6 separate regions of the Mus musculus genome follow, and all the other regions are linked to region 6. A link is a loop called in an ENCODE intact Hi-C map of the cell type or tissue named here. Cell type or tissue: gastrocnemius. All regions are shown on one strand.

Region 1 (5,000 bases), 420 kb before region 6:
AGGAAAAAGATCAGGAACACCCAAAAGAAAGAGACGGAAATCTGCTCAGGTGGAAGAGCCTGAACCTGAAGGTATGGAGACTCCAACAGTAAAGCTGGCCAAATTCACATTTAAACAGAAGACAAAACTGACCCACTCCCCCGAAGGCCAAGGCCCCATACCTCCCAGTGCTAGTGAAATAGCAGTTGACAGTTCTAAAATTCCCCAACAAAGAACAAGAAGAGAAGCAGCTGTGCCTGTGGTAGCGCCAGGAAAGTCGACATCCACCTCAGGAGACAGATGCTCTGACCAGCTGCACGGAAAGACAAAGGAGCTCTCAAGGCAGCCACCAGACAGTAATCCACCAAGAGAGGAGAGGGAACAGGGCCCCAAAAGAAGGGTTATTCAGCCCAAACCGGAGCTTGGGAACCAGGCTGGGCATTCGCATCTAGCCTGTGAGAAAGACAGAAAGGAAGGGGTTTCCTGCGGTAATAAAAGCAGCAAGGTTCATGCTGGCACCATAGCCAGACTGGCAAGCTTCTCCTTCACTTCCCCATCAGAATCCAAATCGGAATCCCTCCCTCCTGAAAGGAAGGACAGCAGGGACAGCAGGGACAGCAGGGACAGCAGGGACAGGTGCCACAGCCCTCCTGCGACCACAGCTCCAGTGCTCGGCCAGCAAAGGCAGACTTTCCAGCTGCAGCAGCCCACAGAGAGAGCGAATCTTTCCACCCTCTCCCTCTTCACTCTGTCGGAACTAGATGACGAAGCATTAGATTTTGACTGGGAGGAAGAGATGAGGAAAAAGCCATGATTAGGAAAAGCTTTCTGGTCACAGTTGTCTTCCCCAGTCCAACCAAGTGCCTTCAAAGTATACAAGTGGCTACAGGTGTGCACACAGTGTGTAGTACGTGCGTGGCCCTGCCGAAGCCCAACTCCCTTGTCAGGTTCATCTTCATCACCTAAATGCTGAATAATTAATTGCGGTTGGTGTGATATCAATACTTTGGATGAATGAATTAATGCTCATTTCACAAAAGATGACTTAACATCCAGGACGTTCTAGTTTTTCACTTGGTTTTTGTTTTTGTGTTTTTGGTTTTTGGTTTTTGGTTGATTGGTTGGTTCATTTTTGTTGTATTGGTTTTGTTTGGGGGTTTGGTTTGGTTTTTACTAGAGGAGTTCTATTCTGAGCTTCTTCTCTCACATATCCAGACCAAATGGCAGGATGGTGGCACTCAGAAATCTAACAAGGCAGCTAAGTGCTTTCTGTTTGCTTTGCATTTCCTGCCCAATATGTACTGAATGCGGTGTTTATTAACATTTGGAATGACTTGCCGAAATCATGTGGTTTTTCTCATGCCTCTATGTTAATTCTCACGCATCAGATTAAAAGGGGCTGGTGGTTTTCTGTCTTCAAGATGCATGCTTTCATTGGACAGCGTCCCCGGGGAAGCCACACCGTAGCTTACAGAAACACTGGCCCTTGGATTTGTTCCCCTTGTGCCAGCACGCACGCCTTGCCTTTCATTCCTTTTTGCTCTCAGAGCTTACCTTCAGTACAACTTAAATCATGTGGTTAGAAGAGAAGCGAGCTCCGGAAGGCCAGCTGTAGCCCTGTCACATCTGCAATGGCATCAGTATGGAAACGTGATCCCTGATAGCTTCTCATCTGTTTGTCTTTTTATAAAACCAAGAACGTTGGGTTGGGATATGGCTCAGAAGAAGAATGTATATGTAGCGTGTATGACATTACTTATTACATAAGTAATAATAAAATAAAACGGAGAAGTTTCCCTGTCTGGTGGGCAGAGATGACTAAACTCTGTCTTTCTGTGTGCTTCTAAAGTCCTTGTGTTTGGATCCCAGCAGTGGTAGGAAGGTAGGCTTCTAGCCTTACAGACATGCTTCAGGGTCTGCATTTCTAACAGTCACTGATTCTTTTATTGACAAGAGGACTTTGGGGCATGAAACGTGCTCAAAAACGTGTGCTTAGTTAATATTTACTTTGTGATATTCATACAGAAAAAAAACACTTAAAAACCCAATTTTCTTTAGCATTTAAAAATGAATTCCCAAATTGACTGACTTTCTGAAACATGGTAAACTGTTAGAACATATTTAATACTTAGGAGTCTTCAGGCATCTTGAAGAGCTTACAAAACATTTATACAAGCAGTAATTTTTAAATGTATTTCATATTCACTTATACCTGCTCAAAGACATTAACACTATAGTTTACATAATGTATTTCTGCGATTGTTTAAGAACGTTCAAGGATAGAATGATCCTGAATATATTCCTAATGTTACAGCATTGTTTCTTTCTGGGGTTCCAGTAGACCTTGGGGAAGGGAGTACCCACATGAGAGTTCATGAATACACTCACCAGTCTTGAGCATGTGCAACAGGCTGATGCCTGTGTCTAGCTCAAATTGTTCCACCTTATTTTTTCAGGCAAGGTCTCTCACTGAACCTGAAGGCTGTCTTTTCAGCTACTGACTCGCCTAAGAGCATCCTGGATCCACCTTCCTCCCGCCCAGCCCGCTTCACCCACCAAGGCCGGTCTTACAGACATCCACCTTTCTTGGCTTTTACATGGGTGCTGGTGAGGCACACTCAAGTCCCCATGCCAGCACAGTGAGCACTTTGCCCATTGCGCCATTTCTCCAGCCTCATCTATAAGTATGCACAGCAGGCTTGCTCCTTTGGGGAGGGAGGGAGGGAATGTTGAGCAGGATCTCATTGTACAGTCCTGACTAACCTGGAATTCACTGATACAATCATCTTGCTTTGTGTCCTAGTTATTACTATTACCATGATGAAGCACCATGACCAAAAGCAAGTAGAGAACGAAGAGGGTTTGTTGGGCTTTATTTCTACATCACAGTCCATCACACACAAGCCCAGCAGCCTGGGCCAATGGTAGAGATTCTGGCCAGCCCCCCACATCCTCATCTCCTAGTGGGCTTAAGGTTCGAGGTACCATAACTCTCCAACTTTGTAATGCAGGGAATTTGGGAGACCGTAGATTTCTAAGTGCACTTGAATCATCTTTGCCGAGGAACCATTTAAGCTGCTTGATGACAGCAAGCCAGTTCCAAACACACAAGCCACTCATTGCTAACAGTGGTGATGTACAGATAAGGCTACAGAATGCAGAGGGGATTGGCTACTGTCCTGCTGGATTCCCAGCTCCATTTGCTCGTGTATATGTTGATCTTTGTAGCTGTTAGAAATACTTAGATGAGAGCCAAATGGGTGGGAATGCAAGGAGGGTGTTAAAATATTTTACATTTTTCCAGTTTTTTTTTAACTAACTGTACAGTTGCCAACAAAGGAGGGACTAGATCCACTTTGAAGAGACAAAAACACATAAATTTCAGACCTGCTTTAATCCTTAGAATGATACAGAAGTTGTAGTCCATAATAGTTTTAAACCCGAAATTACAAAGTTGATTTCTAATGATATGGTTTATCATTGTTAGAAATTATGTTTTAAGGTGGAGAATGTAGCCAAGTGTTGTGGCTGTGTTCCTATAATCCTAGCCTTTCGGAGATGGAGGCAGGAGAATGGCAAGCTTTAGGCCAGTCTAAGATATATAATGAATTAAAAGAACCCTGGGCTATGAACAGACATCCTGTCTCAAAACAAAAAACAAACAGACATGTCATGCTCAAGCTCTAAAACGGTTTTGGGACCTTGTAGCAATTCTGGTATTTTGGTTTCTTTTAAAAACCACAGAAATAAGATAAGTTTTTGTTTTAATCTGAGGTATATGGATATGGGGCTGCTTCGACTATCCAAAGCAGCTGACGGACTGTGGTTGCCTTGTGCTCTTGCAGGCCTGATACTTTCCTGGGATTGTGTGATGTCTGAGACTGGGAAATTTTCAGAGAGTATATATATATATATATATATATATATATATATATATATATATATATATATATGTGTGTGTGTGTGTGTGTGTGTGTGTGTGTGTGTGTGTGTGTGTGTGTGTGTGTGTGTATGAATACTAGGGCCCCAAGAGCAGGGGTCGGTGGTTGTTGATTGTTTAGAGCAGTTGGCTAAGGATTGTTAGTCATGCTCAAAGAAGAAACAAAAGAAATTAGATTCAGGGATTTTCCTAATTGTTCGGTCCCCTCTCTTCTTTCTCTCCTATCTAACATTAAGGGGTGAAACCAAGGGAGAATAAAGGATAAGAAAAAGAAGGACCCACTAAGTAGCAAAGACCAGCTACAGGACCTGACATATCTGAGAGTTGCTTTGCCACCTTCAAAGGAACTCAGTGTAAATGGGGAGTCACAGAGCAGGCGAGTCCACGGCCTCGTGGAGAGCAAATCTCACTCATCTGTGGATGACCACTGTCAGACAGACTGCCGGCACTTTTTACCTCAGCATTGTTACTTCTTCAGAAAGGCCACAGGAGCCATAAACTTGTGTTCACTGCAGTCACACACACACACATGTACATATAAATACAGCTCTCTCCAAAAGGAACATTCACCAACAAAGCAAATCAAAGACTTTGAGCCAAAATTGAATTCAACTGAAATGTTTCTAGCTTTATATTAAATGCTCACATCATGGGCCTTTAAGGGTTGCCTGTCCTCAGATTCTTCTCTCCTGGCCTGTTCCCTTGGTACTTGCATCTCAGGGCTCTTAGTACCACCTTTTACCCAGTAGTCCCTTATGTGAGCCTCTGACTCTTACCCACCTTGTCGTCAGCATCTTTATTTGGCTCAGTCCTGTCTTCAGTCTAAATGATTTTGGTTTTGGACCCCGGGACAAGGGACTGAGGTGATCAACACAGGACTGGCTTTCAGGTTCTCTCAGAATTCCTCAGTCCCTACCTGGCATATCCTGCCCCTAACCCTGAACTTTCCAGCCTATTCCCCAGAGGTCCCTCCCTATAATAATCCAGACAATTTGCTCTACCCTCCTCTCTCCTCTGTGTGTGAGCTCTTTTTCTTCCTCCCTCCCCCCTCTCTCCCTATGGCAGTTCCCCTGGCCTCAAT
Region 2 (5,000 bases), 410 kb before region 6:
AAAGAGGCCTTCTATGCAGTAGATTTAGGTTGTGGTTCTGTAGGTGCAGGCCTTCTCCATGTTCCCCTTGATGGTTCTCGATGAAAGAGACAGTCCTTGGTTTCAAACTGTTTATTGTGGAAAATGGATGCGTACCAACTTCTCAGGGTGGGCCAGAAGTTAAATATCTTTTGTAGGAAGGACTGTCTGGGAAGGGAAGGTTATTGGCTAAACCCTCAAGGCCTCTAGGTACATCATTAGCATGGAGAACTCTGTTTTGGACTATGTGACCGACATGGGTAGTGTGGCACGTGTTCCAGGCCAGGAATCTGCAGGAGCAGGGAGACGCCTACTGTTTTAAGTGGGTACCTGGGTACTGGGGTCTCAGACCTGCTCTACCTTACCAAGGTTTTTGGCATGGATACATTGTCTCACAACTCCTTTTCTTTTTATAAAGGAGAGGTGTCATTGGAGGGACTGTCTCTAATGTTATTTGTAGTGAACTGGGTCTGGTTATTAGCCCCTCTCTAAGGCAAGGGCAGCACATGAAATTGGGATTTGGGGAGTCTTATTTTGTGACATCTGGTTGGGCGCTGTAGAGTGCAGAACTAATAGAATGAAAAAGTATATATTTGAAGGATTTAATTAGCTGACTTTGAAATGGATCATACAGCTGGATCATACACGAGAAGCTGAGAACCCAAGCAGCTGGAGTTCTCAGTCACTGGAGTAACCCCACAGTGACTAACACCAGAGAGGCTGGAAAACCCAGTCCAAGCACCTCAGCAGTGCAAATCTGGTACTGAAAACTGGGGAGGGGAGGTTGTTCCTGGCGTGCTGCTGGTCCATAGTCAATAGTGGAAGCCCGAAAACATGGTCATGAATCAGCCTAGGAATCCGTAGCAATGAGAAGAATTAACTCAGTGGCAAGAGAGAAGGCCAAACATGCAAACGGTAAGAAACACTCTTGTGGCGCCTCCTTATCTGGGCTGCCTCCAGAAGTGTCGGCTCACAAGTGGGGCAGGTTATCCCACAACAATTAAGGCAATTAAGATAATTCCTCAGTCTTTGCTGTGACTACTTCAAAAATGAAGACCATCCTCAGCCCTCTCTCAGCCTTCTAAAAAATGTCAACATCCCTCTTAAGAGGTGTGCAGGCATTGTAATGGACCCCAGAGGAAATCTGGAGGGTCATCAATGTAAAGAGAAGTCTCCTTGGAAAGAAAAAGAGGATGCACTGGGTTGATAAAAGGTGAGGAACCAGGAACTGGCTACTGTCTGAACTGTCTGTAGTTGTGTTCAGAGTGAGATCAAGGATGTTTGATCTGATACATGATGAGGTCTGTGTGTGCTCACATCATGTCTCCATTAAGGAGAGTGGGACTGTGGTTGAAATCTAAAATGTCTTCGATCTACGGAGTTCAGACAGAGACAGGTGCTGCCTGGTCCCTTTCTCACACCCAGGGGATGAGTTAATCTTTAAAGGAAATGGTCCTGAACTTGTTTCAAATTCAGTGGTTTTGAATCAACAAGCCACAGCAGTTAAAAACAAGGAGAGCAGAAAGTTTCCAGATGTCATCTATGTCTCTGAAAATGGAACGCGAACAGGCTCATGAGTAAGACCTAAGTTACCTACTTCTGGAAAAAGAATAGTAATTATTATTATTATTATCATTATTGTTATTACTATTCTACAGTTGATGCTACCCACTCAGGTGATTTTAAGTTGTAGCAAGTTGACGTGGAAACCAACTATCACACCCGAGACAGTTCATACTTCATGGCCTGGACAGGTCTGAGGAGAATGTGGGATTATGAAGATCAGGAGGATGAGGAAGAGACTACTATTGTGACTAGTACTATATTTGCCATCATCTTAGATATTACATATATATATACATATATATATACATATATATATACACACACACTTAACATACACACAAATTGTACAATATACAGACAATATATAGGCAGATACTTAGCTTACACAGAATTAAGTTAGAAAGGTATTATGAAATGACCATAAAGCCAAAGAGGATGTTCAAGATCATAGGCTAGCAAATGGATTATGTGGAGCTAGAGTTGTGACTGCAAAGTCAAAGTCCTGATGTAAATGTAAGCTACACTAATACACCTTCCAAAGAAATAACTCTTGGAGCATCGTAGAATGGTCAAAGCCATGAGGAGTGTTAACGCCTCTCCCATTCAGTCACCGTTCACTTTCAGCAAAAAGTATGGGGTAGCAGCCTCCTGGTGACCAGGATAAGTGCCAGACTGAGGGTGTCTCTTGTCCGTTGCATGCAAATCTTGACAGCTATTCATATAGTCACAAGCAGAGAAGTCATTTTCTGCCTAGTTTGGGCTCCACATCTAAGAAACAGTGCAGCAAGACTGCAGAGCCGCTGTGGCTGGAATGCCGTGCAGCCTTGCAGCCTCGTTCATAAGAGGCCCCAGGACACCTGCCACACATGGAAAATGACCCTGCAAAAGACTTCATTTTCCTTCAAACACACCCGAGTCTCATAGTTTCTCATAGAAAAGTTTCATAGGAAACTTTTCTGTCACTTTTAAGAACTGTACCATAGGCCACTGTCCTAAAGGGTATCTTGTTTTCTGTCCTGGCCTGCTTTGAACACTGATGGTTTCCAGTGGATAGATGGGCTGACTCAGAAACACTAAGTCAGCCTATCCACCACTAGAGGGCACGACGTCCCCAATAGAGGAACCTGGATGGCTGCAAATGTGAAGGGGAAGATTTCCTGGTGTTCAGCTCTCATCCTGAAACATATTTCTTCCAAAATCAGCCTCATCGGGAAGCCTGCAGAGGAGGCATGTCATTTGTGTCATTTGAAAAATCTGGAAAAATTGCTTCATCTGAAGGTTTGGTGGTGATGATGGTAGGGAGTCTAGCCCACATAGCAGCAGAGCTCTAAATTCCCTGAGCCTATGCAATATCAGACTTGTTCTGTGGGACCAACATTTAATAATGTGACTCTTCAGGAGGTTCTGTGCAGAAAGTCACACTCCACAGTCACAAGCTTCTCAGAGAAAGTCTGTCCAGCAGTAGTGAAAACAAAACAAAGCAAAAACCAGAATAGGCAATCAATACACACTTTAGTGTATTATTTGACAGATCAGAGTGTGGGTGGGACTGGCCAGCAAATGGAGCTGTTGTTCTCTAGCTCTGTGATTGCCTGACCTTGAGCTTCTGAGCAAGAAACCACACGTACTATGTACTACACGCTGTGTCCTAGGCAGTGGGGAAATAATGTGTCTCTGGCTGCTGAGTATTACAGTCTAGTGAAGAGTCTATACACTTCCTGCATAGTATATGACATCATAGCTCATGGTCTTTTCAATTCTATTTTCCACTGTAAAACTGAAACATTCAAGAGCCAGGTTAAGATTGCCCTTTGGAAAGTTGGTTTCTGGAAGCACGAAGGAAATTCATTCATACTTTATTCTTCATTATTCAAGGTTTTTCTATTCAAGTGTTCTACCACTGAGCGACATCCTCACTCTCAAGTTTTTAATCTGCCTTCTTTTATGCTATTGGGTCTGGTAGGCTCAAGAGAACTACAATGACTTTTCTAAGTGCCGTGATCTCAGCTAGGGCCATTGTTTGAGGAATTTGTCCAGTCTTCCTGAACAGTTGCAAAGATCATCTTCTTACTAACTGAAGAACCACGTGAACTCACATTGGCTCCTCAAGGCTTAGCCAGTTAGATGCACACACAGTTGTCTGACTCATCCACAGAGGATGGGCAATCTACCGTGTGGGAACATTATGAAAGAAACAGTGCCTGTGGGACAGTGATCTGCTTGCATTTGATATCTCTTTGTCATACTTTCTAATCATCTCACTGATTCTATTACTTTTAGCAAGATTATTCTGTATTTAAATCCACAAAGTTGAGTTTGGTTCCTTGTAGCTATAAGACTCTGATATGCATAGGATGAAAAAATGATTAAGCTGTTGACCTCATCCAGCACCTAGATGGAAAAAAAGGGATATTCTTAGGGCATCTATTGTGTAGGCATCTACTGTACTGGACAGATTCATCAGTTGACAAACAGTATGACTGGATATAAGAAACTTGCTATTCTGGAAGGATAAATACCTCAATAAATAATGACATAAAATAACATTAGATTTTGTGGTGGCTAGTTTTATGTCAACTCGATACAAGCTAGTGTCATCAGAGAGGAGAGAGCCTCAACTGAGAAAATACCTCTAGAAGTAGTCAACCTCTGGGCTGTAGTCAATCCTGTAGAGTATTTTCTTAACTTGTGATTAATGTGGAGGGCCCACCTCATTGTGGGTGGCACCACCCAGGTCTGATAATCCTGGGCTCTATAAGAAAACAGGCTAAGCAGGCCATGAGGATCAAGTCAGTAAACTACACTTCCAAGTATGCTTAGATATTTTTAAACGTACTTTTAATAAGGATTCACAAATGCTTCAACCCTCCCTTGCCCCCACTCCTTCTAGCCTACCATCCAAAGGTAAGGAAGAAAAGATGGTAAGTAGGACAAGGTGATGTGGAGCTGTTTAGAAGTAGTTCTTTGAGGCGATTCCAATCTTCATTTGTCAAGATACCAGCAGTTCAGTTCAGTAGTTTCAGGATAGTGTGGGACCCTAAGGGGTTTTCCAGTCCCATGCCCTCCTTTTAGCTCCCCCTCCCACCTGAGGTCAAGGCTAGGCCAAGTTGCATCCTCCACCCACAGGATCACACTTGAGTAAAAAATTCTCAGAATGTACTGAGAGTCACCTGACCCTCTGTAAAGTCCCAGGCAGAGTTCAAATGGATGCCATATTTATTAGCCAATAGATTTAAAGGTCAATATGCTTAGCCAATAAGTTTGAACTGTAACTTCGCTGATGTAATTGGTGCCCCTAAAATGTAACCTTGCTAATGTAACTTGTGTCCCTAAAAAGTATAAAAACTTCTTGTAATAGCCATTTGGGGTCACCTCATCACTCACCTCTAGGGACTGATTGAGGGTTGATCCCGATG
Region 3 (5,000 bases), 190 kb before region 6:
AATCATTCTCACTAAAACCCTCAAGTGGATTTGCAGTTTGCAGGAGGTGTGCACTGTCTTGTGACTGGGTCTACTCATCTTTTTCCATATTGGCTGCCTGGCTTACCCTCTGGATGAGGCTTCTCACTCATGTTGCCCTTCTGTTTCCCCCAATTCATGTCTGTCCTATTACTCAGTTTGTGACTTTCCAGCTATACTCTCTTTGTTTGGAATCGCCTTACCCTGACTCTTCTGAACTGTCTCACATGGAAGCAAGTTCTACTTTGCCACCATTGGATGCTGCATAAACCACACTCCAGAGACTTTCCAGTTGACAAAATAATGAACTCTAAAAATCTGGTAGCCCCAAGATTAAGAACACTTGATACTCTTGCAGAAGACCAGGTTCAGTTCCAAATACCCACTTGGTAGTTCACAAGTGTCTGAAATACAAGTTTCAGGGGATCTGATGCTCTCTTCTGGTTTCTGTGAGCACTGTATGCATGTGGAACACTTACATACATGGAAACAAAACACTCATATATAAAAAATACACTGATGATCACTCTAATCGTTATTTTGTTTTGTAAATCCCCTTTCTTTCATTTCTTTATTTTTTTACTATGAAGTTTCCTTAATTTTACGGAATATTTTATAAATGAGTTTCACCTTTATAGGCGAGCCTGTTTAACATTCAGTATCCCAAGCACAGTGTTAAACTCTCGAGGTCCAAAAACGATAGCTTCAGAATTCATGGTTCTTAAAATAGAACATGTCTATCTACTCCTTCCTGATATAATTTTTGTTTTCAACTGAAATTAGTTACACCACTTTCCCCTCTCCCTTTCCCCTCCATCCCCTTAGTATCCTTATGCAAAGCCTTTCCATATTCTCCATTCTAAAATCGATAATGTCTATTGCTTTGACAGTATTTATTATATGAATACATATGTATTTGTATACACACACACACACACATATATATATATACATATATATATGTATATACATATATGTATATATATGTATATATAATAAAACCTGGGGAGTCTGTTTAGTTTCAAGGCTTACCACTCTTCATTAGACATCCAATAGGGTACTCATCTCTGTGAGAGGCTAATTATCCTTCTCCCAGCAGGTAGTAGTTGCCCTGTAGTTCTTGTCTAGGGATGGAAACCCATGAAAACTTTCTCCTTCCGTGTTAACAAGCCCATTGGTGTTGCCATCGTTTGGATGTTGTTAACACAGCCGTTTCTAGGAGAGATTGTTTCACTGCAGATTTCCTGATATCTTCGCTGTTAAAATTTTTCTGCCTCCTTCTTCTGCAATGTTCCCTGAGCTACACATGTAGGAACTGTAATGCAAATGTATCCACCAGGGATAAGCGCCACATGATCTGTGCAAAGGACTATGACCAAGGAATAGAATTATGAATAAGCCTAGCTTGCCTGTATAATCCAGTGGAAAGACAGACATAGGGTTTGTGCTGTCTTAAACTTATATGGCCACTTTCTTCAATTATTTCTCTCTCTTTAAGAGGATTTTTTTCCTCCTTAAAACTCATTTGCATCTTTTTCTATATACATTTAGTAACTGCCTTTTTTTTTTTTCAAAAGAAAAATCTGTTGATCTTTTTATTGAGATTAAAAAGTGACAAATGAACATTTTTGGGAGATAATGTGGTTTTGATTGTGGAATTATTTTTGTTATTTTATTCGTAGATGTCAAAATTCATTTTAAGCAAATTTTTTCTTCATGTGTTATTTGTAAAAAATTAAACCAATTAGACATTGAAATCAGAAAATACTAAAAACCAAGTAGCTCTAAGACTTATACAAGGTACAGACATTAACATAGTGATCTAGCTTCCTTTTTTAAACTTTGATTCCACGTAGATCATAATATTTTATTACCGTGTAATCTACTTTGGTTTCAATTGCAAAGCAGCAGGTCCCTGTGGGATAATCCTGAGATTGATAGTATAGCAATATGAATATATTGTGCTAAATAACTAGTGTAATTTGCTTTGAAAACAGTATTTTTAGTAGAACCATTCAACATTTCATTATAACTTCATTCTGAATAAATGTTGTTCTGGTATTATACAATCATTTCACTAATTGTATTAACAAAAGCATGGCTTTGTTTTGTTTTGCTTTATTCTGTTTTGTTTTAAGGTATCTGAACAGTGTTTGAGGCCAGTAGATGGCTCTCTAAGCGAGCTTATTACAGATTTCTTTTGTGCTTTTCCCTTGTCCTGTATGATCTAGACTCATGCCCCCAGGTCAGATGATCCGGATTCTCTATCACTTTCCTCTCCTACGTTCTTTGTTGTTGTTGTTATGGTTTAGTTTCTGTTTGAGTATTACTAATTACTTATTTAATGAACTTCTTTACTAATATATTAAAGAACTCCAAGTTTCTTTTATATGTGAGTTCTGATCCTGTTCCATTTCACTGAGTTTATGAAGTTTCCTGGGCATGGAGGAGCTCTATGGGATCTAGAGTTATGTTCCTTCTTTCATATCTGGCATTAGTCATTTCTGTCACCTTTAATTGCTTTCTCCTGGCCTACCTTAAGAATTACTGATTTGAATTTTCTCTATCTTATTTTTAATTTCATTGATTTTTTTTTTTTTTGCTCTACTTTTCCTTTTTTACTTTGGATTTAACTTTCTCTAATTTTTCTAGTTCACTATAATTGGAGATTTAGTTGATTAATTTTACATCTTTCTTATTTATATTCTTGGTATAAATTTCCTTGAGCACCACTTTATCACACAGTTTATTTATTTCACAAATTCTCAGTTATACTTTAGCTGAGACTTTTTATATTTCCCTCTAGAGTTCCTCTTTAAGTCATATATTATTTATTACTGCTTTATTTTGGGATGTCTCAAGTGTGTGTGTGTGTCTGATTTCTAGTGTAACTTACCTGTGTTCAGATAGCATGTATTTTCATGAGTTTTCAGCTTTTGGGATGTGATTTATGAACCAGAATGTTGATTTCCTGGTAACTGTTTCAAAGGAACTTGAGAAGTGTGTGGTGCAGGAATGAGTAATTTATGTATGTCAGTCATCTGGCTGTTTGATGCGAGCAACTGTGTCTTCATTGCCATTCTGCCTTCTGTGGCTTGCCATCCCTGACGAGCCTGAAAGCCTCCAGTGACTATAGTGGATTTATACTGACTATAGTATTTCTTCTTGCCATTCTGTCACCATCCCTCACTCCACCCCAGGTATTTTGGTACACTTTTATGCTAAAGACTGTTTTGTATTATTAGATAAGGGCTTCTCATATAAGACACATTGATGCATTCTGGCAATCTTTGCCTTTAAGTTGGTGCATTTAAATCAAGGATGTTTATAGTGATTGTGGGTCTGATTGATTTAATAAGTTATCATGTGTGTAAATATTTTCTATCGTGTTACTCTGTTTTGTTGTAACACAGTTTTTCTCTTCTGTCATTTTAATTAAACATTTTATATGAATATTTTCATCTTATTTTAATAGTTTTTTTTAATGTTTGCCCTAGACCCTGCATACACATTTGTAACTGATCTTAAGTCCAGTTTCAATAGCCCTGATAATAAGAGTGTTATATATGTTATTTAGTAAATAATGACAGCTATATTCCCGGGCCTTGCTTTAGCACTCTTGTTCTTTTGTCTCTTTGTCTAGTTAGCCTTACTTGATGAAGCCTAGAGTCATCTGAGAGGAAAGTCTTGATTGAGTTGCCTAGCTCAGATTGCTTTGTGGCCATGCCTGTGCAGTGTTGTCTTGCTTATTAAAGTAGAATATTATGAACTGCACCATCCCTAGGTAGATGGTCTCGAACTATGAATGAAATCTAGCTAAGCATGACCCTTATACTGAGCCAGAGAGACTGCCAGCAAGCAGTTTCCTGCCTCAGTTTCCTGTCTTGGGTTCCTGCCTTGATTTCCCTTAATGATGGATTCTGACCTGGAAGCATTAGGCAAACACTTTTCAATTTGCTTTTGGTTAGAGTGGCTTATCTAGCAACAAAGTGAAACTAGGACCCTTCTTTGCTTTCCTGCCACCAAAACTAGGTACAAGCCTAAACGTAGAGAATATATAGATTTATAAAACCAAAAAAAAATCAATTTATTTACCTAAAACTATTTCTGTGTTGTTATTTTTTAGAAATTGAGATTCAACTCAGTATTGGGGGTTCTATTGTAATGTCCCCAAATATTTTCAGTTTTCCTTTTTATTTCTGTCTTGTAACCTATCACACTCTGTGTGTTCTGTCTTTGCTTTAATATTTGTTCCAGGATATTCTTCTTTGTTCTTGGAAGATGTCTTAGGGTTTTTATTGCTGTGCTAAAACACCATGGCCCAAAGTACTTTAAGAGGAAAGAGTCAGGGCAGGAACTCAAGACAGGAACCTTGAGACAAGAACTGAAGCAGAAGCCTTGAAGTAGGCTCCTGGGTTGCTCAGTTTGCTTGCTTGCTTTCTTCCTTCCTTCCTTCCTTCCTTCCTTCCTTCCTTCCTTCCTTCCTTCCTTCCTTCCTTCCTTCCTTCCTTCCTTTCTTTCTTTCTTTCTTTCTTTCTTTCTTTCTTTCTTTCTTTCTTTCTTTCTTTCTTTCTTTCTTTCTTTCTTTCAAATTATTTATTTACATTCCAGTCATTGACCGCCATCCCTGGGTCTCATCTCCTACCAATTTGTGGATATTAGCCAAAAAGTATAGAATACCTAGGATATAGCCGATAGACTGTAAGAAATGTAACAAGTAGAAAGGCCCACGTGAAGATGCTTCAGTCCCACTTAGAAGGGGGAAGGAGGCAGAGGGAAAGAGGGATCTGGATGGAAGCAGGGAAAAGGGGAACAGGATCAGATATGGGGGAGCAGGAGAGAAGCCCAGAGGGCCAAGAGAATGAATGGTGATAAGCAGCCTGGGGTTGGGGGTGAGGTGGATGGTGGCAGGAAGGGGGATCCTCTAAAGAGTACCAGAGACCCAGGAAGTAAGACACTCTCAGGACTCATTAGAGGTGACC
Region 4 (5,000 bases), 170 kb before region 6:
AGTAAGTTAAATAGCTGCCCTATAGAAAACTACTTCACACTCAGACTTGTGTTAGCCTCTGACTGTCTCATCACATGCAGAGACAATAGCTATGGTCACATTCACAGTGGATGTATGCTATTTGGCTAGTCAGCATACTGAAGCATTTTTAGTTAAGAATAAATATTTGCAGAAAAAAATGACTTATCTTCCCCGGTCATAAGCTTATTGATTTCATGGTCTAACCACAAGGGGAAGGTTGATAGAAATACCTAGGAACCCTACTAAATATGTAGTTTATGGAGGTTCTTTCTGGAGTGTAGAATAAATAAAAAGCAGGAGTCTGCTGGAGTGACTCAGGAATTCCTAAGGCATCTCTGTGCTGCTTTGTCATATGCAGGACTTGTTTGTTTGTTTGTTTTATAGTACTAGCTCATCTACATGATATATAATTTTATAATGGAATAAGGAGATTAACTTTCAGAGTTTCCTGTGGCTCTGAGTTGAGGCTTACATTCACTGCTCAGGACAGTATACAAAGAAAGCAGAGCTTAGCTATTAATGATAAAAAGCCATAAAAATGTAACAAAGTATTGCTTTATTGCCAACACACTTCTAATGTATAAAAGACCAATTAATAAAATAAAAATTATTTATAGCATAGCACTAGATAGAACCTCAATTTGATATGTTTCACACACACTAAAATCTCGCTGTTGCTTCTCTGTTCTTTGGATCTAATGTAATGGCAATTCCATCACAAAAGGGACTGTGTGTGTGTGTGTGTGTGTGTGTCTGAAAATCTTAAGTACTCAGAATGTGCTAGAAGAATTGTGCCTTTTATGTGTGAACGTACTTGCTTTATGATTTGCTGTTGATGTTGTTTTAGTCTATGCAAGGGAAACTTTGTGAAGAGAAACTGACTGCGCGGAGTACTGTGGAAGAGCTAGGAAGGAAAGAAGGAAGCCTCCAGAGGTTGACAGAAGCGCTGCTTGAAGTGAGTAGCAGCCCCAACTGCCTGAAGGGCGAGTCTCTGCTTCTTTAAAGTCAGTGCTCACTTTGTACAGTAGGTAAAGCAAATGTTCACATTGGAGGCTTGACTTTGATGTGCTAATGACTTAAATTCATTACGGCCCACAAGGAAACTACAACACACAGACATGCCTTTATTCTTCTTGGGCTTCCCCGTACATTAGAATTCGGTTTTCATGACTTAACTAGATAAACTCAAATGTACACATTCACAGAGTCCCAAAGTGAGCAAATAAAGCCTAGATTGAGCAGAATCAAAGTCCTCTGAAGGTCCTCAGGGGATTGCGGTGCTGCTGCAGGTCACACCTTCTCCTGAGTATGAGCTGAAGTACTTGACCCATGTCTAGGACATGTTATATATGGTACCTAGGTTAGACAAAATACTGAAGTGAATGTCCTGAAGTGGGTGGTGTTTTCTTATAGAACCACAATATGATTATCATGCTCAATCAAAATAATGATTCCTTGATGTTTGATAATCTGTATTCTTATTTCCCCACTTCAAATACTTTTGCAGAAGGTATGGAAGACATTATCCTAACTTTGAAGGACACACATTGCATGTCATTAGTTTGCTTTAAAAATCCAAGGTTGTGTCTTCTCCTGTGTTACTGTCTTTTGAAGAAACTAGAAGCTAATTAGTCTTGTAGACTTATAAATTGTTACACATTTAGATTTGTCCATTTATGGTACATTTATGGTACCATTATAGGCTTCCTTAATGGTAGGTACCATTTGTCCTTTACCCTCTTGAGTTTCTAGTAAGCTAATTATTAGAGCTACAAGCTACATGAAATTCATGTCAGTTGTTTTTACTATTTTGTATTGCTGATATATTATACAATAGTTGATTATCCTGCTCTAAATGGCATACATTTATTAAAGACTAAGCTCTTTAGGTTAACGTGGTGACAGCTTGGCTTTTCTACTCTATAGGTATAGCCATTACAAACAGCAGGTGATCTGTGGGGCTGGGTGCACATGCAGTTCCCAGCATCTGTTTCCTTGGTGGATTTAGCTTCTATCAAAGTTCATTGCCTAAGTAGATAATGTAAACATGTTAGTTTTTCACACTTACTTCATTCCATTTACCTTTATTATTTAGCATTCTTTTTTCACCTCAGTCTATTTGCTTATTCTTAAATACAGTTCCAGTTGGAAACCCTGTTCAGCTCACTTCTCAGTAGCGTATTTCAGGGTGAGGAGGGAAAAGGATCTTGGTGATGAGGACAGCTGTCACAGTATAGTGAGTCATGACTCTATGGTGCTCTTTGCAGCTCCAGTCGATTCTGAGAGGAGGCTGTTTCTCTCCCCTTCGGGTCATAGTTATATTTCTTTGTATGTTACATTGTAAAATCTAATTCCTGTGAATATCATAACATACATACTTTTAAAAATTAAAGAAATGGTCCCAGTTATATACAGTGGAGTCTCTGGTTATGTTAAACACATTTCAGGTCATTAACTCCATGCCCAGAAATAAATAGTTAAATAACATGAAACAAACTTAGTATATTTTATAGACTTTTTGTCACATTTTGGACTATTTTGAGTTTTTTTGTTTTGTTTGTTTGTTTTACTGGTCTTTGCTTGTATATTTTGGTTTCTGTTTTATGGGAGGGTTTTTGCTTTATTTCGTTTTGGGTTATGTTTCTTGTATTTTGCTTGTTTGATTTTTGGTTTTTTTCCCTGTGTTTTTTAAAGAGAGAGAAAGGAGTATCCAGGTGAATAGGTGGGGCGGGGAGGTGGAGAAGGGAAAGTGATCAGAATATACTGCACGAAAAATGTTTGTTTGTTTGTTTGTTTGTTTTTCCATAAAAAGAGGAAAAAATGATTCCAGTATAATTAAGTAACTTCACCTACTTAGCATCACAGACTGAGGTTTAAAGTGAAAGTGTCCTTGTACTTTTCATTCCAAGTGTGTGTGTGTGTTACAATGTGGGGAATGTGTACATAGGCCATGGCTTGTGAGGCTGCCCTCGTGTGATCACTCCCTCTGTTTACTGTGGGCATCTGATGGCACAGAGGAGTCAGCTTGTAAATACAGATCAATGTTCTTCCCCCTACTGAATGTGTGCAGCTGAATTTGGTTAAAGTAAATATACTATGATGTTTGATAATAGACTTGTTTGTAGACTTCAGGAAAAATGTTAACCTGTATGACTTATTAATACCTTTTCTCTGTTCTAACAACTGCCTTTGTTTTCTTTATCCACTGTAGAACCAAAGACAGATGGGAGAGACGTACTCTTTACTGGATCAGGGCCACGAAGCAGAGCAGTCTAGGCCACAGACCATTCATTCTAAGTGGCCTCTCTTTGATTTGACTGTGATTGATCAGCTGTTCAAGGAAATGTCATATTGTTTGTTTGACTTGAAAGCATTGTGTAGTATTCTTAATCAACGTGCTCAGGGCAAGGAGCCTAACCTCTCATTGTTACTGGGAATCCGATGTAAGTGGCTGATGACTTGTCTCTACTCTGCCTTTTCCATGCTTGATAGTATGCCCTCCTGTCCAAGACTTACAAAACGGTTTTAGTTTTACCCCTTACAGTCTCATTATATAAAGTTACAGAAACCAGCAGGAACATAGCTATAGAATGCATAGACATGTTTCCAAAACCAACTCTATGAAATCACAAGTTAGCAGTGATTTCCCAGTTACTCTTCTAAAAGTGACAGTTCCTTCTGTTGCTTCTTTATGGCATTTGCACAGATGAGTGGCCAGCTGTGTATCAACTGCTAGAATATTTGTAAGATAATACTGACTGCTTTTGTATGCATTGTGTGTCCTATGGCTGAATGCGGGTGCCAGTCATTTCGTATGAGCTAGATTCTCTCCTACAGATGTGCTTGCTGTCTTTTTCCTATAAATTCTTTAATACCTTAAAGCATGTTATTTGTTAAGTGAAACATACATTTGTATTAAGCTGGGTCAGCAGAGATTTACCTTTACTTTATACACATGATTAAGTGTATGCTTGTAAAAGTCTCTGGTTAGTATTAGTTAATGAACACCAGACATCCTCAGCTGTCTGGTTCTACGGTAAGTACTATCAATGGAGATAATTAAACATTAGCTGAATTATTAGATCATTGCAGCAAGTGCTGTAGTTGATATGTGCTCAAAGAACAGTTGTAACGTGTGGAATAAAAATGGCTGAGACTATGTGGGGAAAGGCTGCCAAGGCTTCATGGAGTAGCTGGTGGTTGACAGAATCTTAGAGGCGTGCTAGGTGAATATTGACACTTTGGTTAGAATGAATCTCTTGGAGTAAGAAGTTCACACACAAAAGACTTCAGTTATTTTACAGTCTACATTTCAGTACAGCATTTACTAACCTTTACATTTATAGAACTATGCAAGTATGAATACAATGGAGATTCAAGACTCTTACCCCTTTTCCTTCCTCTCCTCAGGTTCAAACTCTGAATCCTTACATACGTTTGTCCAATCCGCTACTCTGTCAAGCAATGAATTCTTTTGAATTGCTATCTCATGACTCCTTCTGTTAACTATTGGCAGACTACCCCACTTTTCTTAAAATTCCTTGCTTACTTGGCTTTTATGACATCATTCTCCCTGTTCTACGTCCACCTTTGTGATGACTGTTCATCCACAATATTCTGTGGACTTCTCTGCAATGGTCTTACTGTGTTTGAGCTGAACATGGTGGTACATGCCTTCAACCCAGCACATGGGATGCAGAGGAAGGAGAATCTCTGTGGGTTCAAGGTCACCCTGGTCTACATAGTGAATTACAAGATAGTTAGAGCTATATAATGAGACCCTGTCTCAAAACAAATCATGTTGGGGTACACAAGAACTATTAGTCAGTGGATATTTTTATTGGTTTCTATCTATGTTTAGTCCTATTCTCTCTGAATACTTGTTTTTCATATATTTTTATGGTATTATCATACCTTCCCTCCATATATATATGTATATACATACATACATACATACATATATATAATATTATACTCTG
Region 5 (5,000 bases), 230 kb before region 6:
TTAAAGCTCTGTTTCTCTGTAAACACAATTGATTTTAACATTTACTATTAATGTTTCAGAAATAATCTTGTAAAAAGAAATGCATATAGTAACATATCTTGGATCCTAGTTTTAGTCCAAAATAAAATAGTTAAGTGAAAAATATGAAATAAAAAGCAGATTCTAGCCACTTGCCATTCTCTTTTATGATTTATAGATTTGTAGAATCATTCAGTGTATTTGATCATATATACATCCTCCGGACTCCTCCCAGATCCAGCCTCTTGGTGAATGTTATTTTAAACACTTTAAGAAGATGTTAAGTACTAAAGACTTCCAAACTCAGAAGGCACAGTAAGGACTATCGTTTTAAACTATCACAGTGCCAGTTTTCAGCTAATCTTGGCTACCAGGGGTGGGTTTGTGTCTGGCCTTCTTTCAAAACTTCTAAACTATGGCTGAATATGTAAGGTTCAAAGCTTTGATAGTAAATACAACAAAATAAAGCGTGTTAACAGAAAATTAGCTACAGGTTTAAAAAGATGACTGTATATGTTCATTGGGTGTTTACTGGAGACACAGAGCCTCTTTACTTACAGACTAATTTGAAGTTTAATCTTTCTGATTTTTGTACCAGAGTGCTGGAAATACAATGTATATTTGGTTGTGGGAAATATGAGATCCCGTATTTTAGTTATGTAAGAAGCAGAAGAGAACCCAAGTTTTGTGTTCTATGTGTGTGGGATCTGTTCTCACTTTTGGAAGGATTGATCGCTACCAGCAATTCTTTACTTTTCCTAGTGGGACCTTGTATTATCTTCTCTCTCTCTGTTTAAAGAGAATAAATCGGAATTTAGGAAATTAAGTTCAGAAGTATCATTTTTGTTTTAGTAGGAGGAGGAAGAGGAAAGCTACAGACGGCAGTAATCCTACAGTACCATACTGTCAGGTGTGGCGGCTCTTGCCTTAGGTCTTATCACTCCAGACGGAGAGCAGAGTTAGGCTGAGCTCTGAGTTTCAGCCAGTCTGCTCTACATAGCAAGTTCCAGGGCAACCAGGGCTAGACAGTGAGGTCCTAGCCAAAAAAAAAAAAAAAAAAAAAAAAAAAAAAAGTCATATCCTTTGTTAGGAACCTGTTGGGTAGGGGTAGAAGTTATCTGTATAAAACCCTGAAGGAGCCGGGCGTGGTGGTGCATTCCTTTAATCCCAACAGTCGGGAGGCAGAGGCAGGCGAATTTCTGAGTTCAAGACCAGCCTGGTCTACAAAGTGAGTTCCAGGACAGCCAGGGCTACACAGAGAAACCCTGTCTCGAAAAACCAAAAACCAAACCAAACCAAACCAAAACCAAACCAAACCAAACCAAAACAAAAAAAACAAAAAAACAAAAACAAAAACAAAAAAGTTAGATCAACCTGTTACGCAGGAAAGCTCACTGGGATGAAGCCCCTTTAAGACTGCAGAATTGTAAGCTGGCAAGTTCCTTTGGTCCCAGCTTTGTTGTGCAGACTGAAGCGTCAGAGTCTCTTCACCTGCTTCTGTCTAGTTGTGATAAAAATTGTGTAAACAGAATGAAATTGGACCAATTAAAAAATTCTGTTAAAAATTTCCCTCTGAAATTAGCTCATGGCAATTGATATTTTCGTCCGTAGGTTTATTTTTATTGATGTATACTTATGTGAAATTGAACATATTTATTTGAATTAACACAGCCCCGATTTTGGACTGTGTAGTCTAGGCTGGTCTTAAACTTACTGTGTGTCACACTGGTTAGTCTTGAACTCTGCAGTCCTGCTTTTGCCTGGGATTACAAGGCTCCTGTGCCTCCATGAAAGTGATTTTTAGCCTTATACTGAAGCTTCAGAGTCTGTTTTTTTTTTTTTTAAACAGGCTGTAGGGAGACAGTATTTGGGAAGTTCTAAGGAAAATTGAGGGGCACTTAGCAAATAAACCCCTGTTCATGTAGAGGAGTGAGTGATGCACCCAATTCATGGAAAGCCCTGAAGATGTAGTACGTGCTCTGAAGCACTAGAGGTCCTCAGTTGCCTGTAAGCTCTACTGATGGGGCAGAGCATACACATGAAGGCTTTCCTTCCTTTCTTTTTTTCCTCATTTCTTTAAAAAGATTTTTTTTATTAGATATTTTCTTCATTTACATTTCAAATGCTATCCCGAAAGTCCCTTTACCCTCCCGCCGCTCTGCTCTCCAACCCACCCACTCCTGCTCCTGGCTCTGGCATTCCCCTATACTGGGGCATATAATCTTCATAAGACCAAGGGCCTCTTTTCCCAATGATGGCTGACTAGGCCATCTTCTGCTACATATGCAGCTAGAGACACGAGCTCTGGGGGTATTGGTTAGTTCATATTGTTGTTCCTCCTACAGGGTTGCAGACCCCTTTAGCTCCTTGGGTACTTTCTCTAGCTCCTCCATTGGGGGCCCTATGTTCTATCCAATAGATGACTGTGAACATCCACTTTTGTATTTGCCAGGTACTGGCATAGCTTCACAAGAGACAGCTATATCAGTGTCCCTTCAGCAAAATCTTGCTGGCATATGCAATAGTGTCTGGGTTTGGTGGCTGTTTATGGGATGGATCCCCGGGTGGGACAGTCTCTGGATGGTCCTTCCTTCTGTCTCAGCTCCAAACTTTGTCTCTGTAAATCCCTCCATGGGTATTAGAATACCCAAGAAGGCTTTATTTTCATGTGTTTATTTGGTAATGCATGCTTCAGAATTGTGTTGGGTAAGGAAACTGAAGTACTACACACTCTTGGAATGTCCAAAGAGACTGCTGCTTATCAGCCATGCTGCTATAATTTAGAAAGACTATATTTTTCATTCCCAACTCTAAATTTTTGTTTTTGTTGGTCTGATCAATGTGTGAATTCCTATATTAGATGAAAATTATATTCATTGTGTAAATAACAATGCAAGATTCTTTTATCCAGGAACCTTGAAAACAGTGACCTTGGGTAGAGTGAGCAGGTAAGAAATGAAATTGATGCACTGTAGGGATGCAATAGAGTGTTGAAGCCTTTGTTCAGAGTTATGGAAAAATCAGTCTGATTTTTAGATAACAAGCTTAAATGGATTGGAGGTATATTTTTTATCAATAGAGCAAACTTAATGATTGTATATTTTAATTTGATTCTGGTATGTTCATGTCTATGTGATTATTTTGAACTTTGCTGACTAGAATTTACTGCTTAAAAACTAAGGACATCAGTAACTTTATGCCTGACTTTGAAGATAATGTTTAGAATATCATACAGAATAGTACAGATCCAACACTTGATGGATTTAAATGAAACAGAGGAATGCTTTTTAGTTAGCAGTAGTTTGCATCCTCATTTTCTCAGAAAATGACCATTCACAGCATTTTGCATTTGCTTTTCTTTTTCTGTACCTTGTCAGGATGATGATGTATCTTAACCATGCTCATCACTGAACGGGATCAGAGGTGCAAATGGCCTCTCCCACAAGGTCTCCTATTTGCTTGTAGCTCTGTGAACTTCACAGAGCTCACTTGTTTTAAAATCTGTTCTCCAAATGATGATGTAGAGATGCATACAAAGAATTAAGAGGGAGTGTCTGTGTGTAAGTGCACTTAGGAAAATGTTCTTCAGAAAAAATGTGCTTATGCTGTGTAATTTATAGCAGTGATCTATACTTTAATCATCCTCACTTGATGTTTTAATATATACTTTGAATTCTATAGCCAATGCAAATATTATGTCTTGATAAATTGGTGAGATTAAGAAACAATATTTGTTAATAATGACCCAAATGCAGCAATTTTCCTCTATGTCTACTAAAATATTCTAAAAACAATTTTGATTTGCTTTAGGAAATGACACTGCGGCAACTCCTTTTGGCAAAGCAAATCATCTCATTCTTTTTTAGTGTATCTGTTACATTTCTTCATTGATTTTATCCTTTTTTGTGCTTACTTTTAAAGCATGTACCTTTATAAACAAAATACTTCAATGTCACCATAAAGCTATGTAGAAACTGTGCTTTATATTGAAAATTTTAACTACAGGCAGCATCTGCTTAATCTGCTAAAGATGCTTTCTATAGCAGAATTTATATTTTTTTCTAGAAGTTGCTTCCTTTTTTTTGTAACTAATTGTGATATAAGGAAATTCTGGTGGAAAGAAACTCATTACCTACCCCTTACTCCACTGAAAAAAACTTTTGCACACACTGTTCAAGTTTGAGAATGCTATTGGATAGGCATTAAGGTAAACCTTCAGGGACCGGGGAAAGGGCTCAGTAGGTAAGGCACTTGCTGCCAAGCCTGACGACCCAAGCTTGACTCCTGAGACCTACATGGTGGGAAGAAAGAACTGACTCCTACAAACTCTTCTGACCTTCACAGACATGCAATGACACTCTCTCTCTCTCTCTCTCTCTTTCTCTCTCTCTCTCTCTCTCTCTCACTCTCTTCCCTAGTCCCCCAGCAACACAGTGGATAGATAAATAAAAATAGCAGAAATATGACAAATAAACTTGGCACCAAGTGTAATTTGTATAATATCAAAGAAAAAATATTTTTAGGGTTACAAAATTATTGAGAGACCAGTGTTCCTTGGAGTTAAAGCACATACTAAAAATGTTTTTACATGACAAGAATGTTGTGTAGGAGACAGCTGTGTTTGTCATAAGCAGCAGAGTTAGAATTATAGGAATTGAGAATTGTAGAGGTAAGTTTTATTTAGCATTTAAATATGATAGGAATATAAATAGTAAAATAAAAATCTGTTTATTTTCTATGTGATCTATTGGATTTAATAGTGAGAAAATATTTTACTTAGTAGATTGAGATTTTAACAAATAGCAATAATAAAGTTTTTGTTGCATATCAATTTCCTGAATATTTTGTTTTACTTCTAAATTCACAGCAGGAAACTTAAGAACACTGGAGAATAAAAACTTGATAAATGTACTCTGTTGTTAGAGGAATATACACTTATTAAATTTCTTGAGAAATGTTTGTATGCTAAAATGTCCTTTTTA
Region 6 (5,000 bases):
CTATTTCTAATTTCCACATGTCCCTTTCCTTATACACACAAAATTTTAAAAATGTAAAAAAAAAATTTTTATTTGAAAGTTTCCCATTGTATAAAATAAGATTTTCTTTCAGGATCACTAATAGGAACCAAGTCTTACAATAGTAAAATGTTTCACAGTTGTTATGGATTATGGCCCTGCAAGTGTGACAGGACTGTTGTCCTTTTGAACTGTCAGTAGTGGTGATTACTTAAAGGAAACCTGCACAAGACTGAGAACACCACTCTTCAGTCATAGGGATGACGAGGTCCCACCCTTTTCCCAAGGGTACTTCAGCAGTTAATGTTTGCTAGGGATGGGAAGAGACTTTCCTTGGTGGCGTAACCTCCCTGTAAGCTACTCATAATCCTTAAGTAGCCTCTCATGCAAGCTTCTATAAGTAAACCCAATTAAATTAAATAGTTCAGCAATGTAGTCGGATGGAGTTATTTCTTTGTTGGCACCCTATCTGGGGTTGACACTGTGGTTTGCGTTTCCAAGGGAAAAGTTGATATAATACTGTTTAACTAATGTAAGACTCTTGTACAATTGGCAGGTAAATGCATTGGGGGAAAAATCCTATAATTAAAAACAAACAAAACAAAACAAAACAAAAAACTAATATCAAACCACGGTTTGATTTTTTAAATCACTGTCATGTAGAAACCAAAGTGGCTGTTGTTATTGTTTTCAATTTTTTATTAGATATTTTCTTCATTTACATTTCAAATGCTATCCTGAAAGTCCCCTATACCCTTCCCCCCACCCTGCTCCCCTACCCACCCACTCCCACTTCTTGGTCCTGGCGTTCCCCTGTATTGGAGCATATAAAATTTGCAATACCAAGGGGCCTCTCTTCCCAATGATGGCCGACTAGGCCATCTTCTGCTACATATGCAGCTAGAGACACGAGCTCTGGGGGTATTGCTTAGTTCATATTGTTGTTCCACCTATAGGGTTGCAGACCCCTTCAGCTCCTTGGATACTTTCTCTAACTCCTCCATTGGGGACCCTGTGTTCCATCCAATAGCTGACTGTGAGCATCCACTTCTCTATTTGCCAGGCACTGGCATAGCCTCACAGGAGACAGCTATAACAGGGTCCCTTCAGCAAAATCTTGCTGGAATGTGCAATAGTGTCTGCATTTGGAGGCTGATTATGGGATGGATCCCCTGGTGGGGTAGTCTTTGGATAGTCCATCCTTTGCTCTTAGCTCCAAACTTTGTCTCTGTAACTCCTTCCATGGGTATTTTGTTCCCTATACTAAGGAGGAATGAAGTATCTCTCTTATCCTACAGCCTTAAAACAATATCCATCCCCTTTGTGGGGAAGGCTCAGCATCTAGCTTGTAACCCCAGGTGTCTGGCTGAGGAATGTATGGTTCTATATATAGTTCTGTTATCTGTAGAATTTTGCCACTGGTGATAAGGTTTTAACCTCCAAAGGGTAAATATCTCCCCTTCTAATTAAAAGCTCCTGCCAGGCATGGGCCAGAAAGTTTTGACTCAGCTTTGACTCCAGTGTTTTCTCTAGTTTTCACACTCTGTGTCTATGCTTAGACTACAATGAAGAGCGAACTTAGTTGATGGTTAGAAGTTAGGAATATGAATCAAACTGTCATCATTCTCCCCTACGCCTGCCAAATTTCTTACATTAAGTTGTCTGCTATCCTTGACAGTTCTCCCTTTTAATTAAAAAGGAGCCTGATAGGCAAAATCCTGGGAACATAAAGCTGTTGTGTGATTCACTCAACCGTTTGTATGCATGTGTGACCTACTTAGCTTTTAAAATCCCACTAAATGCCAAAAACTACATTGGAAAATTCAAACAAAAGCTTCCAGGGAGCCCCATAATGAGACTGGTTTGATTATTCGAGTGATTAGGCCATTTCCTCTCTCTTAGTAATTTCATTTAGAACAGTAGTCATTTTATGAACAAGTAGATGGTTTTATTGCTTTGCTAGTTTGCTGGGAAACTGGCACGTAGCCAGCCATCTGTGAAACTGCAATTATTACCATTACTTAAAATTTATTGAACCTCTTCAAGAACCATGGAAATAATTCCTGCCGACAGACACATGACCAAGGAAGGCAAGAAGATAACCAGCCCCTTATACCAAATAGCTTTGATCACCCCATGCTTCAATCTGAAGCCTAAAATCCCAGTAATCATATTTGTGCTGGTTGCTCAGAAAATGTAAAGTGAAGAGTGGCTTACGTTTATTGTCTTTTGGCTTTTAGGAATCAACTTCTTTCCCATGTGGAACATATATTCATTTATGCACAAACTCATTCATTAGTCTACACATCCTGATGTGTACGAATGTGTCAGTCTCTGCTAATAATTTGCTTCTGAATGGCTCCAGCAAAGCCTCCTCCTGCCATCTCACATTTGAGCAACAAAAAGTAGTGATTGTGTTTGTGATGTTGCTCATTGGGACTCCTCTCTTTTTCTACCCCTCCTGACTACAGAGACTTATAGAGCCCAGGCTCCAGATAGTCTCCTCTCTCCCTGTATAGAAACTAGGGTTTGCTTTTAGAATCAATCGTAAGAGCTATCTCTAACAGCAGTAAGATGTTTTATAGTGGTGATGGATGTCTATTCAGAGGTAAGACATGACTGTTGCTCTCCTGAACTTTCAGTAGCTATCATTATTGACAGGAGACTTGCACAAGACTGGGAACAGATGGGAAGCCTTATCTTCCTATTCTGACGCAGCGCCATCTAGTGGCAGGAAGACATGGCTATGTGCTGTCCTGCCAGCTATCCATGGTTAGGGTTGAACTACCCATGTAGTTTATGTCTTTCAAATCAGGGTGACTATATTTCCAAGTTGATTGGCACACAGCAGATCTGAACCTCTTGTCTGTGTATAATGGTCAATGTCTGCCATTAACACTTACTGAAAGTGTTAATGGACCATATAATGAACCACACAGTTAATCCACTTTCACTCTTACTATATCTATAGGTGATTCATTTGCACCATCAATTTGAGATAACGAGTTCAGGAAGACTGCTTTTTGCTATATAAAGTAGTATTTGTCTTTCCCTTTGTGGAATTATCTTTCAGTTTGTGGGATTGACGTAGCTCTATTTCTGATACTTGATGAACAAGCTCTTTTCATGTTCTCTCACCCCCCATGGACTTTTTTGGATGGTGCTAATTTTATAGCCTATTCCATGAAACTTGCTCCCCCCTGATCATTTGTAGACCTTGTTTATCAAGATGTTGTCATGCTTGGTGGAGACTTGGCTAGTTGTCTGAAGAGTAGTGACACTCAATATTTTAATCTCTCAGGTCACAATACAGGACACCTGGATGTGGCAGAGCTTTCCTGATGCAGTATTTTTTTTTATACAGTTTTAATCCCATAGAGAACGAAGGGCTTAAACCCTTTGTAGCCGGTCCCTAGTGAGTCCTCTAGTTGCAGAAATGAGAAGGGGGACTATCAATGAAAAAAATGAATAATAAAAAGTATGATAGCCATGCACAATTGAGAATGTATGATAGAAGTATAAAATGGCACTTGAAAGGAAAGAATTTGGTTGTCTCCTACCTCAGCCTTTGTAAGTGATTTTTTTTTTTTTATGTTCTCTAGAAGCAGGAACTTGAATAGACATGTTGATTTTTTTTTCAATTCCAAGAATGAGAGTTTTATAAGATTAAAAAAAACAGTTAAGAAGAGAAGTATGACAGGTGACATTTTGTAATAGAATCGCTTGTGTTTGTGCTCTCTATTTGTGGTTTTGAAGATAGATTATAATAAAATAAGAAGTACAAATGACTTCTCAGTGTCAGGTGTTTTGCTGGGCACTGAACTATTAATTGTATTTTCACATATTAGTTTGGCTATCACATCACATATTACCATTCATTTTCTTGTGGGACACAGAGAAAATCTAATCAATGACAGCTGTCTTGAGAATTTTAAAATTATTTTGTTTGTTTTCCTTTTTACTAATCGTTATAAAATTCAAATGCTTCCTCATCTTTCTCTTGTAGGAGCTCCTGCATATTTAGGAAACCATGTTCTTTCTCAAAAGAAAATAATAACTCATTAGAGAAGGAGGTGTAACATAGCACAAAACACACATAGATTGTCTACTGGAATTTGTCCATAATCTTTTGAAACTACTTGACCTCTGGACCCAGGACTGGGCTGGGGTTCACCTTCATTTCATCTTTGATCAAAGAGCTTGCTAAATAAAATGAAATAGTATTTCAGAGAAAGGTTGACAAGAAAAAGTATTTTTTGAAGCAAATTATTTATGTTAACTACCTGCTGTTAGTTTGCACTTTGTAAAGTATGTTACAAAGCACACGGTGTGAGGTTGACCAAGTTTGCTGGAAAATCAATTTAAAGATATTGTGAAGTTCCTATCCCCTTCAGAGCCATCAATCCTTTCCCCAACTCTTCCACAAAGGTCCTCAAGCTCCATCTCCTGTTTGGCTGTTGGTCTCTGCATCCATCTGAGTCAGCATCTGGGTGGAGCCTCTCTGAGAATGGCCATGCTAGACTCCTGTCTGCAAGCATAACAGTGTATCATGAATAGTGTCAGGGATTCATGCTTGCCAATGGGATGGGTCTTCAATTATTGCTTGGCCATTCCCACAGTCTCTGCTCCATCCATCTTCCCTGTATTCTAAGACCAACAGAGTTAACTAACGTGGATCCTTAGGGGCTCTCAGAGACTGAACCACCAACCAAAGAACATACACATAGGCTGAACCTATCCCCCCACCCCAGCACATATGTAGCAGATGTGCAGCTCAGTCTTCATGTGGGTTCCAAACAACTGGAGCAGGAGTTATCCCTAAAGCTGTTGCTTGTCTGTGGAATATGTTTTTCTACCTAGGATGCCTTGTCTGGCCTCAGTGCGAAAGGATGCACCTAGCCCCACAGAGACTTGATGTGCCGGGGTAGGGGATACTTAGAGGAGTAGCCTCTACCCTCTCAGAGAAGGAGAGGGACTGTGGA

What was found. Peaks named below come from ENCODE experiments on the same cell type or tissue, not always from the same donor. Only the 100,000 strongest peaks of a DNase experiment are listed, where the experiment ranks them.
Region 1: a loop joins it to region 6, with 4 times the contacts of the local background. A loop is called at or near these places in 14 of 42 quality-filtered maps.
Region 2: a loop joins it to region 6, with 15 times the contacts of the local background. A loop is called at or near these places in 18 of 42 quality-filtered maps.
Region 3: it touches region 6 in a loop (2.3-fold over the local background); 14 of 42 quality-filtered maps call a loop at or near these places.
Region 4: a loop joins it to region 6, with 2.3 times the contacts of the local background. A loop is called at or near these places in 2 of 42 quality-filtered maps.
Region 5: it touches region 6 in a loop (8-fold over the local background); 20 of 42 quality-filtered maps call a loop at or near these places.

Annotation. Positions count from the first base shown.
Region 1 is chr10:53,533,117-53,538,116 of GRCm38, reverse strand. It overlaps Mcm9 (minichromosome maintenance 9 homologous recombination repair factor), which reads left to right. Exons shown (of 13, transcript NM_027830.3): 13 at 1-1,802. The coding sequence ends at 793. Among named protein-coding and RNA genes, the nearest start is that of Gm20597, 17 kb to the right of the region's middle. In gastrocnemius, no CTCF peak of the experiment used is centred here; no DNase peak of the experiment used is centred here.
Region 2 is chr10:53,526,255-53,531,254 of GRCm38, reverse strand. No RefSeq gene overlaps it. Among named protein-coding and RNA genes, the nearest start is that of Gm20597, 9.8 kb to the right of the region's middle. In gastrocnemius, a CTCF peak has its summit at 2,681 (motif pointing right); a DNase peak (open chromatin) is centred at 2,689.
Region 3 is chr10:53,303,302-53,308,301 of GRCm38, reverse strand. All of the region lies in intron 5 of Cep85l (centrosomal protein 85-like), which reads left to right. Among named protein-coding and RNA genes, the nearest start is that of Gm19395, 26 kb to the right of the region's middle. In gastrocnemius, a CTCF peak has its summit at 2,168 (motif pointing right); no DNase peak of the experiment used is centred here; H3K27ac peaks cover 1,214 bases.
Region 4 is chr10:53,279,813-53,284,812 of GRCm38, reverse strand. It overlaps Cep85l (centrosomal protein 85-like), which reads left to right. Exons shown (of 13, transcript NM_001204983.2): 11 at 869-976; 12 at 3,233-3,464. It overlaps Gm19395 (predicted gene, 19395), which reads right to left and starts at 4,543. Exons shown (of 3, transcript NR_038015.1): 1 at 4,410-4,543; 2 at 2,104-2,375; 3 at 1,126-1,377. In gastrocnemius, no CTCF peak of the experiment used is centred here; no DNase peak of the experiment used is centred here.
Region 5 is chr10:53,338,501-53,343,500 of GRCm38, reverse strand. All of the region lies in intron 3 of Cep85l (centrosomal protein 85-like), which reads left to right. The region is part of intron 1 of Pln (phospholamban); the gene reads right to left. Among named protein-coding and RNA genes, the nearest start is that of Pln, 3.3 kb to the right of the region's middle. In gastrocnemius, a CTCF peak has its summit at 2,000; a DNase peak (open chromatin) is centred at 2,017; H3K4me3 peaks cover 1,440 bases; H3K27ac peaks cover 3,398 bases.
Region 6 is chr10:53,112,990-53,117,989 of GRCm38, reverse strand. No RefSeq gene overlaps it. Among named protein-coding and RNA genes, the nearest start is that of Gm40649, 66 kb to the left of the region's middle. In gastrocnemius, no CTCF peak of the experiment used is centred here; DNase peaks (open chromatin) are centred at 2,002 and 2,741.